2 separate regions of the Mus musculus genome follow, and region 2 is linked to region 1. A link is a loop called in an ENCODE intact Hi-C map of the cell type or tissue named here. Cell type or tissue: heart. All regions are shown on one strand.

Evidence for each region. Hi-C counts contacts between places; a loop is a spot of excess contacts. Peaks named below come from ENCODE experiments on the same cell type or tissue, not always from the same donor. Only the 100,000 strongest peaks of a DNase experiment are listed, where the experiment ranks them.
Region 2: a loop joins it to region 1, with 2.0 times the contacts of the local background. A loop is called at or near these places in 2 of 42 quality-filtered maps.

Annotation. Positions count from the first base shown.
Region 1 is chr6:8,273,171-8,275,670 of GRCm38, reverse strand. The region is part of intron 2 of Umad1 (UMAP1-MVP12 associated (UMA) domain containing 1); the gene reads right to left. Among named protein-coding and RNA genes, the nearest start is that of Umad1, 15 kb to the right of the region's middle. In heart, CTCF peaks have their summits at 348 and 1,021 (motif pointing right); no DNase peak of the experiment used is centred here.
Region 2 is chr6:8,344,548-8,347,047 of GRCm38, reverse strand. All of the region lies in intron 2 of Umad1 (UMAP1-MVP12 associated (UMA) domain containing 1), which reads right to left. It overlaps Gm46952 (a long non-coding RNA gene), which reads left to right and starts at 1,472. Exons shown (of 3, transcript XR_001785197.2): 1 at 1,472-1,524. In heart, no CTCF peak of the experiment used is centred here; a DNase peak (open chromatin) is centred at 1,427.

The sequences.
Region 1 (2,500 bases):
TTTCATTCTCACTCCTCTAAAATTATACTCAATATCTGGTCAACAATATTACTGGAGCAAGAACAATAATCTACATTACTTCTTTTCATTTTATATTCTATTTTTGCTTTAACATAATAAGCTAATGCATGCCTTTGTCTTGGTATTGGATAGAATTATCTGCCAACCCTGCAAAACCCTTTCCTAATTTAAAATAACTACAAGGTTGCACATTACACTAGTAAATTTGTAATCAACTTAAAGATAATGTGTTAAAAGCACAATTAAATGTGTCATAACAGAAGAAGGCCTTGGTAATTACAAACAGTGCCTTGCTTGCTAGCTTTTTAAACAGTAGCTCAAGACTGTGAAAAATCGCCACCCAGTGATGCAAAGGGAAACTGCAATTTGTTTTTGTGTAGATGGAGTACCTGGAGGATTACTTCAACTTCATTACTGAATGAGCTCTAGCCTTCTGCTGTGAATTCTGGGTACACAAGGGAAAGCATGTTTTTCTACTAACCCCACCCCTCACTTTATGCTTAGTCTACATGCTCTACAATCTAAAGAGAGCAAAAGCTTCAGAAGTCCTAGTAAAGAAAAAAGCTTTCCATAAACATGAACTAATTTAGTTGTACGTGACTACTCTAAATACTCCTGTTATCAAGTAAAGTGCCTTGGCTGTCCTGGACCTGAAATTTCAAGTGACCATTAAATAGAAGTACTAGCCGAAAGGAGAAGGTATTCTCAGGTGGAAAAGGAAAGGAAAGGGGCACCATTTTCAGATTTAACAGTGTAACTGACTGTGGCCTCTTTAGAAACTGGTCATAGAGGCTCTAAGGAGATACTGTAACCAATTCTAAACAGTCCATACTGGCAGGGGATTGTTTCTCAGTCATAGACTTTCTCACTGAGAAGCCAGAGGATAAGAAAACAAAACCAATCATTTTTTGCTCCTATAATGTTTCTGGTTCAGATACTAATTTAAAAATCTTAGGTGAATATCTATTGGCCGTTTTTAGTGAAAGTTTACCTGCAGGTTCACTGATCCCCAGTAGGTGGCACTGCTTGGGGAAGTTATGGAAGTTATGGACCTGGAGCTTTGCTGGAGGGAGTCTTGCCGGGCCAGCTTCACAGCTTCAGCCGTCTTCCAGTTCTCTCTCCTTGCTTCCTGCTCTGATCCCTCAGCCTCCTGACCTGGCCTCAGGATACCGTACCTTCCTTCCCTGCTGTTATGGACATCTAGTCCTCTGGAAATATGAGCCCAAATAAACTCTCTCTTACAAGTTGCTTTTGGCTGTAGTATTTTCTCACAGCAGAAAAGTAACTAGTACATATTCCAAAATATGTGAATATGGTACCCTGTTAACAATAAAACTATGAAAAAATATACCACTGAACTTATCTTTTCAAAGTATTTTCATATGGTATGCCCTGAGATTAAAGTAAATATTACATAAAGAGACTGCTATAGAGTGACATGACAAAACAGGTAGTTTACCACAATAAAAAAAATTTTAAAGTTTGTCTTTATAAATTTTAATGGTAATACAATAATTCCTAGTAATGGTTAGAATTTTTATCAGTTAAGTCGATTAAGTCTGTGAATGCTAATGATATTTTACTACAAAAACAATACTACTATGAGCCTTCAACTTCCAGGAGGTTAGTTCTATATAATAATTTAAAAATATTTTAGTTATTTAAAATATCGGAGAATAAACAGTGAGGTAGCCAAATTAGGATCCAAACTTAATAAACAGTGATAAAATGCCAAATTCTCCTTTATTTAAAAGAAAGTACATTCATGTTTAAAAGGTAAAGTACACAATTTAATGTTCTCAGGGGTTTTTTTTGTTGTTGTTGTTGTTTCTGTTTTTTGGCTTTTTCTTTTTTTAAAATATTTTTATTAGGTATTTTCCTCATTTACATTTCCAATGCTATCCCAAAAGTCCCCCATACCCCCCCACTCCCCTACCCACCCACTTCCACTTTTTGGCCCTGGCGTTCCCCTGTACTGGGGCATACAAAGATTGCAAGTCCAATGGGCCTCTCTTTCCAGGCCATCTTTTGATATATATGCAGCTAGAGTCAAGAGCTCCGGGGTACTGGTTAGTTCATAATGTTGTTCCACCTATAGGGTTGCAGATCCCTTTAGCTCCTTGGATACTTTCTCTAGCTCCTCCACTGGGGGCCCTGTGATCCATCCAATAGCTGACTGTGAGCATCCACTTCTGTGTTTGCTAGGCCCCGGCATAGTCTCACAAGAGACAGCTATATCAGGGTCCTTTTAGCAAAATCTTGCTAGTGTATGCAATGGTGTCAGCGTTTGGAGGCTGATTATGGGATGGATCCCTGGATATGGCAGTCTCTAGATGGTCCATCCTTTTGTCTCAGCTCCAAACTTTGTAACTCCTTCCATGGGTGTTTTGTTCCCAATTCTAAGAAGGGGCAAAGTGTCTACATTTTGGTCTTCACTCCTCTTGAGTTTCATGTGTTTCACAAATTGTATCTTATATCT
Region 2 (2,500 bases), 71 kb before region 1:
ACTAACTCACTAGCTTTCCTGGATGAGCGTACTAGCTCTCAGGCCCCATCAAAGAAGCACGTGACCAGTCGGTACCCAATGTTACCTGAGACATCCCCAATACAACCCCTACTCCTAAGGCAGGGAGCACTGTGGAAGAGAGGGTGGAAAAATTGTAAGCCAGAGGACTGGACATCTACAGCAAGGCACTGTCTCATGTATATCAAAGTCTCAAAATAATGGTCACCTAAGCAAGACCTGAACAATGACAATAGCAGCTGACACACCAATGTGGACGTGGGCTGTGTCACTGGATAAAGAGCAATAGGCATTTAATGGCTGCTGAGAGAGGGAGACTCAATCTTCTCTCAATCAAGCCTGTGACAAGTGATCCTATCCCAAGCAGCCAGCTGTAAATGCATACACTGAACTGACTAAGAAACACTGAATTGACTCAGTAGACTATATTATACACATATGAATGACGTGACAATAACAAGAAAAGGCCATGCATTTAGTAGGGGCGTTCAGAGAGCACATGCATCTGAAGGATGAACTTGGTCTAAATGGAATACTCACATGTGAGAGTCTCAAAAAAAAAAAAAAATGGACAAAATAAATGTGTCTTCTAGAAAGTTGTTTACAACTACCTTTACACTGTTTCATTTCTTTTTTTTTTTTTTTTTTTTTTCCCGAGACAGAGGGTTTCTCTGTGTAGCCCTGGCTGTCCTGGAACTCTGTAGACCAGGCTGGCCTCGAACTCAGAAATCCGCCTGCCTATGCCTCCCGCCTATGCCTCCCAAATTCTGGGATTAAAGGCGTGTGCCACCACCCACTCCCGGTTCCACGTTGTTTTATTTCTTAGCCAAAGAGTTCTCCTTCTCTTCCTCCTACACATTTTTTTTCCCTGTCATGATAGGGTTTCTTTGTACAGCTTGTCTGTCCTAGAAAACTAGCTCTGTAGATCAAGCTGGCCTTGAATTCACAGAGATCTGCCTGCCTCTGTCTTCTGAATGCTGGCATTAAAAGCATGTACAAACATTGCCCAGCTAAGATGTTGTTAAGATACTTCAATTTTTAATTCTCCTTCATTAGGTCAATTCTTCTCTCTTATGGAAACTATAATCTTCTTTATTTTCTTTTTCTTCCCTCCCCCTTCCTCCATCCCTCCCTCCCTCCTTCCCTCTCTATGTACTGGGGATTAGATTCACATCCTCACACTAGAGGCCAACACTCTAGAGTGAATTGTAATTTCTATTTTCTAGGCTCTACTGTTTTGATTGTTATCCGGCAAATGTGGTCATAATATTAATATTTTTAGGTGGTTTCTGCTTTCCTACTCTACTGTAACAAGTTTACAAAATGACTTCCCAGTCACAGTGGCTCTCTGCAAGTGCCACACCCACTGCAACTTAACACCCACTCTGCTATTGCCTTGGCTCCCTTTCAGCGTGACTAAGCAGTTTCTGCCATTGAGCATCAGCTCTGGCTGGCTGCTCTCTGTGCTTCACAGGCTTTTTCCTAGAAGGGCCCTAAACTTTTCAGGTATTACTATCTTTTTTAAAATTGCTATTAGAGTTATTCCAATTATCACGGTATTTCAAAAGTATTTATTTTTATAGGGTGTATATGCTTACTTCTTTTATATATTATATGCGTGTGTGTGTGTGTGTGTGTGTGTGTGTGTGTGTTTGTGTCCTTTTTTTTTTGACATATGATCCCAACCTGTAGCAAAGAATGGCCTGGGATTCGGTATGCAGACAATGATGGTCTTAACCTCAAAAAAAATCTTCCTGCCTCAGTCTCCCCAGTGGCCATCTACCATGCCTGGCTCATTATAGTTCTTTAGAGTTAGCTAATGCAGAGGCAATGACTGTGTACAAAGAAACAATAGCATTTTAGCTTAAGTTTCAGATATTAAATCATTCACGTTAAGAAAAGTTCAGGTGCCTTTGGCTTTTCAATAACCATAAAAACATCTTCGGTTTTAATAAAATCAAAGGCATCTTAACTACATACCAGAAATCCCTATTATTTTAAATACAACTTAATTATATTTATGAAGGTTTGGAATTTCCCCCCCCCCACTAGGCTGTTTATAATTTATTTCCTGTGCTCAAAATATTTTAAGAATATATTTTGGCTCTGGTATTTCAGGATATTTATTTTCTCAGCACTAGTTTTACATAAACATAAAACTCCTGTCTTATATCCGTACTTACTTTAATTTAGCATTCCCTTCCTTTTGATAGGGACAGCCTAAAAGCATTTTAAAAGTCAAACTAGCTAAAAAAATTTTATTCATTGAATTTGAAATTAAATTTTACTAAGCCAATTATACCTACTATGCTTTTGATTCATAGGGCCTTAGGGGGAAAAACTACATTCTACTATGAACAACAACAATAAAAATTAGGGGTTAAAAACATGTACATTGTAAACTGAAATTGAAACTTAGTTTGTGTATGTGGCCCAGTGACACTAGTGTTAACTCAGCGAATCCTACTATGGAAATACATAT